2 separate regions of the Mus musculus genome follow, and region 2 is linked to region 1. The links are chromatin contacts, found by POLR2A ChIA-PET in ENCODE. All regions are on one chromosome and are shown on one strand. Each heading gives the region's core, a stretch centred on a gene start or an enhancer-like site at or near the end of the contact. The rest is flanking DNA. Distances are from core to core; before and after follow the strand shown. Region 1 holds the start of Tmem37 (transmembrane protein 37). Region 2 holds the start of Dbi (diazepam binding inhibitor).

Evidence for each region. ChIA-PET counts read pairs that join two places held with the same protein, here RNA polymerase II (POLR2A).
Region 2: POLR2A ChIA-PET joins it to region 1 with 15 read pairs in Patski. The contact joins the promoter of Dbi here to the promoter of Tmem37 in region 1. POLR2A ChIA-PET finds 5 or more read pairs at or near these places in 3 of 5 experiments (Patski and embryonic stem cell).

What each region holds. Positions count from the first base shown.
Region 1 is chr1:120,070,571-120,077,159 of GRCm38, forward strand. It overlaps Tmem37 (transmembrane protein 37), which reads right to left and starts at 3,210. Exons shown (of 2, transcript NM_019432.2): 1 at 3,142-3,210. The coding sequence starts at 3,162. It overlaps Gm41937 (a long non-coding RNA gene), which reads right to left. Exons shown (of 3, transcript XR_001779373.2): 3 at 5,516-5,696.
Region 2 is chr1:120,116,762-120,122,833 of GRCm38, forward strand. It overlaps Dbi (diazepam binding inhibitor), which reads right to left and starts at 4,335. Exons shown (of 4, transcript NM_007830.4): 1 at 4,184-4,335; 2 at 3,134-3,251. The coding sequence starts at 4,192. 3110009E18Rik (RIKEN cDNA 3110009E18 gene) reads left to right here and starts at 4,426. Exons shown (of 6, transcript NM_028439.2): 1 at 4,426-4,456.

The DNA of each region.
Region 1 (6,589 bases), core at 1,960-4,459:
GACCCGGAAGGTAGCTCAGCCTGGAAAGTGCTTGTAAGCTTAAGGACCTGAGCTCCATCCCCAGATGCCAGGAGAAAAGAGGGGCTTGTTGCACACTGGGGAAGGGGAGGTAGCAGGGAGGGTCTCACTGATCAGCCAGTCTCACCTACTTGGTGAGTTCCAGGCCAGGAAGAGAGCCTGGCATCAAAGGGGTAGTCAGTAAAATATCTGCCTTGCAAACACAAAGACCTGAATTCCATCCCTAGAACCCATATTAAAAAAAAATAATAATAAGCCTGGGTGTAGTGGGTGCTAGTAGTCTCAGCATCAGGGAGACAGGCAAGCCACTTGGAATGGCTGGTCTGCCAGTTTAGCTGAGTTCTAGGCCAGTGAAAGACACTGTCTCAAAAAACAAGGTAGAAGCCGGGCATGGTGGCACACGCCTTTAATCCCAGCAGAGGCAGGTGGATTTCTGAGTTCAAGGCCAGCCTAGTCTACAAAGTGACAGCCAGGACTATACAGAGAAACCCCGTTTTGAAAAAACAAACAAACAAACAAACAAAACCCAAAACAAACAAACAAAACCAAGGTAGACAGAGGCTGAGGCGGAAGGGCACTTCAGGTTATTCCATGCTCCTGGCCCCCACATATGAAATGTGTGGCCCACAGCTGGCTCTCAATTCTTCAGAGTGGTCCATCTCACCAGCAATCTTCATCTTGAACCTGTGTGCCTCACCCCATACCACTGTCATATCTACCGAGCGTCCATTGACTCTGGAATGCTCTCCTGGAGGCAGGGTGGCACAGCTGAGTGGCAGGTGCTGAGAGGGGGGGGCAGAAAAGGGCAAGCGGGCAGCCAGTCCTGCCCAACAGCCTCATCTCTCTGTGCCTTAAGACAGTCCCTTCAAACAGGGCCTTGACTCCCAATGCTAACACTTCTCATCCCCTTTGAACCTGTGTGACCCTGATGGTTCCCACTGACCTGTTGCTTTGACTCTGCCAGGCTTATGAGGCTAACCCCAATGCCATGTCGGATGGGCCTCTGCTTCCCAAGACCAATAACACCCCAACGATGTATAATCATTTTTCACATTCCTGTATCCACTGCTCTTTAATGAGCTCTCTGCCAAGCCTGTGTCAGGCCGCCATCCCAGAGCTGACTACCCCTAACACAGGAAATTTTCTTCGTCAGCCTGTGCCTAACTGTTTCTTTCAGCTCAACCACTGCTTGCATGCTCGAGGCCTGGTGCCCATTCTCGCTAAGTGCATAGACCCTTGCGTGCTAGGCAAGTGCTCCACCCTAGCCACACACACTTCTTAAATGTTTTCTTCTGAGACAGTCTGATGAACACTCGCTCTAGCCCAGGTAGGCCTTGAACCTGCGATCTTCCTGCCCCAGTCTCTCAAGGAGCTAGAAAGGGGAGGCCTGCACTAACAGGTCTTGGGTTTTGCCTGTCATTTATTACCCGGTCTCCTCATCTCCACTGAAGGGTGATAATGGTACCTAACACCTTAGGGACCTTAGGTACTGTTATGGGATGAAGTCATTGTTCAAGTTCCCCTCAGAATAGGGACGAGTGCTCTCCCACCCTGCGCTGACAGATGGGTGTAGCTCATCTTCCTCACTTGCACAGGCAGCTGAGTCTGGGGCAAATATGCCTCCTGTCCTCCTTCCTCCTCTTCTGCTCCCTCCTCCCTCTCCTCTTGCTGCCTCTCCCTTGCTTTCTCTTCCCCCTCTCTCCTTCTCCCACCCCTTTACCTCTTACTGCCTCTTCCTCACCCTCTCTCCCTCCTCCTCCCCTCTCCCTCCTCCCCTCCCTCCTCCCTCTTCCCCTAAAGGGGCTCCTACCTATGGCGGGTTAGTTTAGCTCCTCCCACACCCACACTGGTTTCTGAGTATCTCCTTTAGGGGTGCCCCCACACCTTGGCTCATTCCTCCATTCCTCCTGTGCCTTCCCTTCCCTGGAGATGGTCTGGAATATACCCAGGAACAAAGAAAAACAAGTCACCGAATCAGAGTCCCTACCACACCCTAGCAACTGAGTTCTGGATAAAAGAGTTTGAGGGTGGCCTTGCAAGGTTTTTCTTTTCTTCTTGTTACCAAAAGTGTGAGTGAGGTTCGGAGTTGGGAAGACCTGAATTTGTGTACATCCTGTCACTTGGCTACCCACTGTGGCCAGGTTACTTTCGAGCCTCAGTTATCTCTCTGTAGAATGGGTAGAGCTGTAGAGGTGGCCTATTCTTATAATGCCAGCTACTGGAAGGCTAAGGAAGCAGGGTGAATTGAGCCCAGGAGTCTAAGAGCATCCTGAGCAACAAAGAACAGATCCTGTCTATCTCAAGCAGTGCTGATAATGATAAAAATAATGATTAATGGGCGGAACAGTACCTAAAATTATCAGGGCCTGAGCACCTGGAGGCAGAGTCAACTGACCTCTGTACTTCTCAGGGCAAGACCGGACAGTGGACAGCCTGGAGCACAGCCAGCCACCGGGATGCCTGGGTGAGCAGGAAGCTGGCCCGCGGGGTAGTGGACACTTCCGACCGCCTTTTGAAGCGGGCAGGAATGCAGAGATTCTCAGCCAACACAAACACTCAGCATTGCTCCAAAAGAAGCCAGATCTTAGGGGAAGCGGCCGCTCCTGTCCTGGGAACCGTTTACCTCGAGTGTCAGGTCCCCAGCGAATCCAGTCCCACCTCAGTTCCACCTAACTCCTCAAACGCGCTTCGGAGGAAGATGATATTTGCAGTCGCCCTCTCAGAAAGTTCTGGCTTCGCGAGCAACGTCCTCGTCCGTTACATAAACCAAGCCTGGCATTTTCTAAGTCTACCCTGACAGTCCGCAACTCTAGACCCCCAGTTTTTAAAGATTCTCAACGACCCCCGAGAAAAGCCTAACTGGTGACCCTGCAAAAAAGTTTGGTGGTCTCTGGTGCTCATCAGAGGCCGAGAAGACCGTGCAGAGCGAGCTGCATTGGGGTAGCAGGTACCCCCCCCCCCCGACCTCTCAGAGGAACCTTCCGGGGGAAGGGTGTCCCAGAAAGACCTGGGCACCTTGGGGAGTTGTCACCCTAACCCAAAGTTTCAGTCACTGAGAGTTCCCAGTCCTCCCCCATGATAGACTGTACCCCGGCTCTGCGCCCCGCGGGTCCCTCAGGTTACCTGCGCGCCGATGGCCGTCATGCTGCGCTCTGGTAGGCAGCGCTGTCGCCTGGCCTAGCTGTCGCACTCGTGCACTTGTGCTCGGCCACGGGGCTGGCCCTCTATCTGGGCGGGGCGCAAGCCGGGGGCGGGGGCTTCGCGGTCACTGGGCTGCTCGGGTTACGCTGACTCAGCAGCGCCCTGGGTCCCAGAGAAGGGGTGAGCGGTGACCCGGCTCGCGATCTTCCCCTGGATGCAGATTCCTCGAGGACTGGGAGATTTGGTTCCAGTCCAAGATTGAAGGGCCAAGAGTCGGGAAGGAGCACCTAGGTGCAAAGTGGAGGATCCCGCCAGGATTCTGGTTTCTACACCGGGTGTGTGACCTTGGACCGCTAGTTTAACACCGCAGAGCCTTGGTTAATAAGTGAGATACTATGTGATTGGCTGGCCTGTTACAAAGCTTTTGTGACATGTGAGTGGACCAGAACCTTCACTTGTCTTAGTTTACTCGTTAAGGAGGATGTGACGGCGTCCTTGACTCCTAGTCCCCTCGGGAACTATCAGCAAACACTAGGTCAAATGTGGTGGCAGATTCCTGTAAATCCAGCATTTGAAGGGCTGATGCAGAGGGATTGCCTTGAGTTAAAGGCCAGTCTGGGTTATTTGAGCAGCCTGGGATACAGGGTCAGACTCTGTAATCACGGAGAGAATGGAGGAGAGGGTTGGGAAGGAAGAGGAGGGGGAGGAAGAGAAAGGACAGGAGGGAGGAGGCGTGGAGGGGTGACTAAGAGCTTAGTGCAGCAAGCAGGAGGCCCTAGATTCTTTTCCCAGCCGCATAAGTAAAGGAGAGTGGGAGGGGGTATAGATGGGTATGCTAAAATACTCCCACCCCCAAAGGGTGGAAGGTGTGGTCTGAGGGCGAGGGTTTCAGCTAGCATTTCCTACTTCCTTCCTCCAGCCTGGGGAAGAAGGTGGGTGGGGTCCTACATAAAATAAAATAAAGTAAGATGCTGACTAAGGACTAGATTAGATGGAATAAATCATCTATCTTGTTCTGGCCAGCAGATTGCTCTCTTGTTTACCTATGGACATTGAAAAGAATACACTTATATCCTCTGGAAGGAGCCATGAGGGAAACCAGGAAGATGCGGCCTCACATGCATTCTCTGCTTCCCAGTTCATCTGATTCCACAGAAAGCTTTGCTCAGCCCCAGAGCCAGTCCTGGGGCAGACAGATAGGGTGTGGACACATGTCCCTGCCTCCTCTTGCTTTCCCACTCTGAGTGAAGGCTAGCTGAGATGCTGGCTGCTGCAAACACACATTGCTGGGCCCCTCCCTGGAACTTCTGACCAGTGGGACCAGGCTGAGACCTGCCGTGAGTGGCGTTAGGTACTGCTAGCTCTGGGTTAGAGCCTGAGCTAAGACTAAGGGCAGTCGGCCAGGTCCATCCAGCCACTTGGCTTTTCTCCATCCACCGGCCTCCTCTCCATGGCACTACCTGCTTTCTCCCCAGTCCAGGATTCTAGAAGCCAGGTGTTCATTTCTCCAGTGCAAGGAGCACCTAGCTCTCCCCCAGCCTGGGGGCCTGGCTGTCCTTTGAAGCAGTTCTAGAATACTCTCTGGAGGAACCTGGGTTGCTCTTTTTCACCAGATCTGAGCATGGCCCGTGCCTGCATTCCATCCCCAGGACTACATAAGTGAGGTGTGATGTTATAAACACCTGAGATCACAGCACTTGGGAGGTGGAGTTGGGAGGATCAGAAGTTTAGTCATTTTTGACTACATGATAAGTTTAAGGCTAGTCTGGGCCACATGAGACCTTGTCTCAAAAAGAGGGAAAAAAAATAGTTGTCCAGTTTCATAATCTGCTCCCATCTCGTGCCTTCTGAGAGTGTACATGTCTGTGGGTAGGGTGCCTTTTAGCTGTTTATACAACAGCTAAAGACCTTCTTGCTGACAAGGCGGTCTAAGAAGCAGAAATGAGGAAGTGTCTGTCCAGTTCCCAAAGGGAGTACAGAACAAACGCCTGGAGTCTGGGTGGGGCTTGTGCCAAGATCTGGCACCCTAGGCTTGAGGAACCCACAACACTCCCTCAGCACACACCCTCTTCCCAGTGCCACAACAGAGGCAGACATTATCCCGAGGCAGAAGCAGAGACATTACAAAGAGAGACCCTTGTGGTGGCACAGGCCTTTAAGGCTGGCACCCTCGAAGCAGAGACATGCTGATCACATAGGCTAGCCTGGGTTACTCAGTGAGGTCGTGTGCTTCTCTCCCTTTGGCTTTCAGACATGGATCCCAAGGAATTGGAATTTCCCCAGGAAGCCCGTGCTAGAGAAGGAAAGACTGGGCCTGGTACCATCGAGAGCAGAGATTTGTCTCCTAGAGACAATCTTTTTTAAAGATTTATTTATTATTATATCTAAGTACACTGTAGCTGTCTTCAGATGCACCAGAAGAGGGTATCGGATCTCATTACAGATGGTTGTGAGTGACCATGTGGTTGCTGGAATTTGAACTCAGGACCTTCGGAAGAGGAGTCGGTGCTCTTAACCACTGAGCCATCTCTCCAGCCCTGGGAAGAGATTTTTAAACAACCCTGGTAACTTGTTAGACCACCTTGTGGGAGAGACTGATGCTGAGACAAGGCTGGGTCAGTGATGGGCATGGCCACACCTTGGCCAGGACAGCTTGGCTATACACAGCTCTTGCCCTCTGTTTAAACCTGAACCTCGTGTCAGGACCCTGAGGCTAGAGTAGGGTGTTCCTCTTGTTTGGGGTATGGCCAGTGAATAACTCTCTGCTTTTCACTTCCCACTTGTCTGTTGAATCAGCCCTTTGAGGACCAGTGGCAGAGTCTGGCTTGTTAGGGTTGCCAGGGTCCAGGCTGTGACCTTCAAAACTCCAGTAACAACAGGAATGTCCTAGGAAGGAGTCCATGGTAGACAGGAACAGGCAGGGTAGAGCCTGGGTGTCAGAGCCAGGGGCAGCTTGGACAGGTAGGGTGAGCTCTGAAACAGCACACAGTCTCTCTGTTCCTTGACATGCTCTGTCTGCCTTTTCTCCAGATGGTCGGACAGGTGTGAGCCTCTGCCCCCTCCTCCCAGTTATAAACCTGCTCAGACTTAGAGAAAAAGGAATGCTCTTAAAAGAGACCCCCCCCCCATGTCCCACTACTCTCTGATAAGACCCAGGTACAGTGATTTAAAGTTCCCAGGTGAACTGCTGCAATCAAAACTCATTAACTTTGTTAGTCAGTCAACAATCACTCTCCCGCAGCTTGGGTTTTACAACACATTGCTTCTTCTTGCCCCCAAAATTCTTAAGACATCATATCTGAGCAAGGAGTGCAAGTCAGTGGGAGAGGGCTTGCCTGTCACGGACACACGTGTGTACAGGTCCCTGGGTTCGATTGCCAGCACCACACATAAGAAGAACCAGAGGCAAAAAACAAACAAACAAACAAAC
Region 2 (6,072 bases), core at 3,085-5,584, 47 kb after region 1:
ACTTCCCAGTCCTTCCAGCTCCCCCCAACCCTCCCTCAAACCCCCCCCAAACAAAAAAATCCAACCCCTCCAAAAAAAAAAAAAAAAACCCAAAAAAATCCAATCAAGTCCAATTTGCGTTGCCCGGATACTCCCTGGAGCATGGTCAAACTTCCAGTGGCCCCCAGTCAGAAGCCATCAATTGTGAAGAGCGACAACCCGGCATTTTTATTACGGTTTTTAAGAACTCCTAGTGTCTCACACAGTGGGTTCTATTGTAAGAAACCCAGACGGGTTTATAGCAACCCAAATTTAAAATTGAGAGAAGACAGGATAAAAAAATATATGCCCTTAGGTTTTTATGAACTGTAAAGTTAAAGGTTTAAAACCCAGTGTTTTACTTTAAGAAACAAAAAACCCATTCTTCCTTGGAGCTGGGGATGAGGCTGAGTCGGCAGAAGCCTCCCTCGCATGTCCAGGGCCCTGGTGAGCTTCAGCATGTATCAACAGGGCATGGCATCACAGGCCTATCATCCCAGCACTTCAGGAAGTAGAGGCAGGAGGATCAGGAATTCAAGGTCATCATGGCTACACAGTGTTGCTTGAGGCCAGCCCAGGCTACATGAGGATTTATCTCAAAAAATCAAATATAATACAATAAAAGAAAAATAGGCAGGCATAGTGTTCACACACCCATGATGCCAGGGGCTGTGGGGCCGGGAGGAAGGAAAGTTCAAGGTTTTGCCTTACAGAGAGCTTAAAGCCAGAACGAGTGGCTTAGTGAGATTCTGTTTCAAAATTAGAAAAATATTAAGTAATACAAGGGCTGGGAATGTGGCTGAGTTGGCAGAGCGCTTGCCTATCATGCTCCCAACCCTGGGTCCTAGCACCAGCACCAGATAAACTGGGCATGGGAATTAATATCTGGAAGGTGGAAGCAGGAGGATCAGAAATTCAATGTTATTTTTGGCTATATAGTGAATCTGGGCCAGCCTCGGCTACATAAGACTCTGTCTTAAACAAAATAGGGGGTGGGGGAGTGCAAAGACTAAAAATCCTCAAAACCAAACCAAACTTCTACTTTAACCAAGATAAATAAACAAACACCCATTCGTGTGGTTCAGAATCCAAACATTCTGAAAAAATAAAATAATAAAATAAAATAAAATAAGGCCGGAGAGGCGGCTCAGCACGTAAGAGCACTGGATGCTCTTCCAGACGGCCTAGGTTCAATTTCCAGCACCCACATGGTAGCTCTCAATTGTAACTCCAGTTCCAGGGGATCTGATAACTCTCAAACAGATAGACATGCAGGCAATACACCAATTGAAATTAAAACATGAACATGAAATTAAAACAACAACAAATCTAAAGAGAGCTTTTAGGGTCTCTCCCCATCCCCCTTTCAGCTTGCTGGTTTCCCTTCGAGCTACATTGCTATTATCTGAGGGGGTGGGGGTGGGGGTGGGGCTCTGCCGTCCTTGCCTGTACTTGTCTTTATAATCTGGCCCTATTTCCACACATCGCTGGACTCCTTCTTGTTGTATCTGGAGGTTTTGTCTGAGGACCACGCTGCTTCCAGAGCACCTGCTTTTGGAAAGGCCTTTCACCATCCTTCCTTGGGGGACAATTTCATTGCTAGGAGCAGAAACTGCAGAGTGTGCAGCTTGGGGCACTGAGTCTGAGAAAAATAAGTTCCAGGAACCTCACTGGAAGACTGTGACTGCAAAGGAACCCTCAGAGCCTCAGAGGAAGACTCCCTGCCTCAGAGGAAGTTCTCCTTAGATGGAAGCGTATACTTGCCAACACGCCAAGTGTGCACACCACTGTGCAGGTGTGGAAGCCAGTGGACAACTTTTGGGAGTCAATTCTCTCCTTTCACCAAGTGGCTCCTTTAGATAGTCAGGCATGGCAGCGAGAACCTGCTAGCCATTTCGGTGATCCCTGCAACGTCTAATTCAGAAGCCGCTTGCCCCCTGTGGCCACTGAGCCCTTGAAACACAGCTTGCATAGCTACAGACTGGCCTTTTGGCATTACTTAGGTTTAGCTGTTTTCAGCTAAAACCCATATAACCACTTGTGGCTAGTCTTTGTTGTATTGAACCAGTACAGCAAAAAACAAACAAACAAACAAGCCGGTTCCCTGACCAGGCAAGGGTGGATTCCAAGCTAGTCTACTGATGCTTATATTCCAGCAAGTACCAATAGCGTGGCTAGAGGCCAGGCTCTGGGAAAATACTATCTAGCAGAAAGCATCCACAGCTCTCTGTTCCCTTCCCACTGGCTTCTCCTTCCTGGATGTTTATAAGCCCTCAAATCTCTGACCTGCTTGGCTAGCCACTCCAGCTCCAGTGGAATTGGAGGCCATGCTTGGTGGGTGACTGAGGCATACATTTTCTTCTATGCTGTCATGAGTCCTTGCTGGAACACACTGTGTTGCTATCTCAGGCTATAGCCACTGCTCAAGGCACAGAAAAGACAGTATCATAGACTAAGGTAACCCACAGCATAGTTTCAAAAGCTATACCAAGGGGCTGGAGAGACAGGCCAGCCAGTAAAGTACGAGGGTGTGAGTTTGACTCCCGGAACCCATGTGGGAGGGAAACAAATATAAGGCCACGCAGCAGCCTGTGCTTATAACAGTGCTGGAGAGGCAGAGACAGGCTGGCCCATCAACCTACAATACTTGGCAAAAAAGAAAAATCTGCCCAAGATTTTTGGATAGGGAGAAAAGTCACCTGGATAGGGCAGACTTGGGCCAGCAGCACTTCTGCCTTGCCCCAGGGTACCAGATATGATGTATCTGCTCATCTATTCGGCTTGGGAAAGAGGCCAAGCACTCCATGACCCTGTTCATCTGATGGAAACGGGAGGCTCGAGAAAGCGACTGCTGAGCAACAAGGCTGGAGCCTTTGCTGCCTTCAGAGTAGATGCTGAGATAATCAGTAAAGTCCTTGTAAACCCACACTGACTCTGCTCCCAGAGTCACTAAGAGTTTAGGGAGATGGTCTTTGCAGGTGACAATCTCTCAGCTTAAGGTCTCCATACCAATGTTCTGTCATCACAGCCTGCCTCTGGCAGTCGGAAGGCGAAGTTCTCAGACTCCCGGGCTGCCGAGCCAACTTGGCCCGCTCTGATGAGAAGCTGGGCATACCTGTATTTACATCGCCCACAGTAGCTTGTTTGAAGTGACTGTAGATGAACAGCATCTCTTCATCAGTTGGCTGAGTCTTGAGGCGCTTCACCTCCTCAGCGGCTTTGTCAAATTCAGCCTAAGAGTGAGGGAGAGGGAGAGGAACGAGATGTAGGTTGCCTGAGTGGGAGAGGCCCAGGGATGCCTCCCATATTCCCTCTTCTTGCCAGGATTCCCTAAGGCCCACCTGTCCACTCAAGCAGTTACAGCACTGTGTCAAGTGCTGGGAATAGTTTTGGCTCACAGTGGAAGTGCACGCCCTTGAAAATTTTCTTGCCCAACTAACTGCCTGGGCCACCACTGGCCCAGATCCAACAATTGCTGGGGTTCCAGTAAAGCCCGACCTATGATCAGCGGAGATTGACTGGGCAGTAAGGGGAAACGTGGTGTGATCAAAACAGTCGATCAGAGTTCAGGAGAGGAATGCGGTGGAATCCAGTGTCTGGAGCCAGCTGGTCCCTTCCTACAGGGGCCTGGAGTTCAGCGTTGACCTCTGTCCCAGTGCCCAGATTAGGGAGAGGCAAGTGGGAGGAGTCAGAGATCGCCCTACAGGGCTCAGTCCTCGGTAGTGGTCTCCACTGGAGGGAAGGAAAAGGCTTCTGGACCACCTCACCTACTCACATCTCTTCTGTACAGGGGCAGGCCAGGCACAAGACTAAATACCTTCCCCGACCTCCAGGCTCTTCAGCCAGGGCCTGTATGAGTGCCCCTCTATTCCATTCGGTTCTTCCCAGTGTGGGATTCAATCTTCCCTGTCCTTCCTTCCCTCTTACGCCCCATCTTTCTTTCGAGGACCCTGTTCCTGCTTCACCCAGGAGTTCAGCCCACCGGCAACTCTCTGGCAGTTCCGGCGTGGGTGGCAGTTTTACATATCTGCAAGGGAAAAAGTTCCGCTCCCCAGGCTATGAGCTGGGCTCGGATCCCAGAAGAGCTGCGGGATATCTGAGGAAATAGACCCGGCTGTCCCCAAACCCACAGCATCTTCGCAGCCCGGCGGGGCACACGCAGTACCTGAGACATACTGGTGAGGTGATACGGATGCCGAAAGCGCGGGAGCAAGCTCAGAAGCAGCAGCAATCAAGTCACAGAGCGCACCAGCTAGCGCCTTTAAAAGCACAACCCCGGCGTTCCAACTGAGCTCGGGCGAGCGGCAGCAGCCAATCAGAAGTCGGATCTGCTTTCGGGGGCGTGTCCATCCTAGCGGAGCGCTCCAACCCTTCCCGGACCCAAGAGGGAGTTTATTGCGCACGCGCGGGGAGGAGCCGCGGGGCACGTTGGGAGCAGGTGGGACGCGTTTCGTTTTTTTTTTTTTTTCCGTGGGGGAAGGGACGGACGGGACATTCTCCGTCAGGGCAGTTGGGCAGGAGCTAGCAGGCACTGAGAACGCGTGAAATGGGGTGCTGCGGGAGGAGAGCAGAAATCAGTATGATTCTTTCCCTTTAACTCTCATGCGGATTGGAAAGAGGCCGGAAGTTGCATCGCTGGTTGAGTAAATTATCCGACTAGAAAATGGGATGCCCCGACCCCTTTCGGAAAATCCAGGGAAGAATCCCCGGTGCACAGCGCAATGGTGGCCCGCTGGACCAAGTCCATATCTAGGCCTTTTCTTCTGAACTTCTGGCATATTCTTTGACATTGCCCATACTTGTCGGTCCTGCACCCCTAACGCAGTCTTGTGTTCCATCAGTGCTTTATAAAGGCGGAGACAATGTGATATAACAAACTTGCACAAGAAGAGGTGCCCATCGAGCCTTGGTTAAGTGAATAACTTTTCAAATGGTTTTTAAACACGTGACCTGATGCTTGCCGACTCCTAGACCTTGGACACGCAGCAGAGGACAAACAGACGAATCTTTGCTACTTTGCAGCGTCTTATAGTGGGTTCATAGTTGATTTAGTTTAAAAAGTAAAGAGTTGGAAGTTATAACTGATGTGTGTGGAGAGGGGTTGGGGAGAAGATGCTGTTTGAGCGAGTCCTGCAAGTCGGAAGGAGCATTCTAGCAGAAGCAGGAGTAAGCAGGAGTTACTGTGGACACTGAGGTCTTTGAATTCTTAGTCTCATTAGTGAAATAATTTAAAACTGATTCGGAAGGAAGCTTGAGGACAATTATATTAAAAGTTTGAGGTAAAAAACCCACAGGACAGACAAGCTGAAAATGTTGACATCCACTGGGGAGAGGAGACTGGGGAAAAGTTTTGCCTTTTTTTTTTTTTTTTTTTTTTTTGGTTTTTCAAGACAGGGGTTCTCTGTATAGCTCTGGCTGGTCTCGAACTCAGAAATCCGCCTGCCTCTGCCTAAGTTATGCCTTTTAAGCTAGACACGGAGGTCAGAGAAATTGAGAAAACCCAGAGTGTTAGGGAGAACATGCTTAGGAGTGCACAGCAGGTTCAGAGGGTTGAGTTTAGACGGCATTCAAATCCAAGAATATGTGTCCCGGGACAAAAGACTACAGCGGGGCAATGAGGAAGTACAACTAAGTAAAACACGACAGAGCTGCAGAAGTAAGAACGAAGTAAGCTGAATAGGTGATGGCAGAGGTTGTTCATTTTGGGCATGCAGGCAGTCATTCTGATGGAGTCATGGGGTGGGGAGGGGACTTTTCAACAGAGGTGATGGTGCTATAGGGGCCTTGGCTCCATGGGAGAAGGAGGAAGGGCGACAGCACAAGTGGGCGGGAGGATTTAGAGGGCTGAAAGAACTTTCTGGCAATGGATACAAAGGTGAAAGAGAGGGGTGATAGAAAATTCTCTGGAGGTCATTACAAAAGGGAGATAGTCTCTTCTCACTTCCTAATGTGTGGCCAGAGGCCTGGGCCACAGTTTGCCACCCTGTCTACCTGCCCCCTCATCACAGCTGTAGTGGTTTGCAAAGGCAGGGCTAGGGCTGCTGCTCGGTGCTG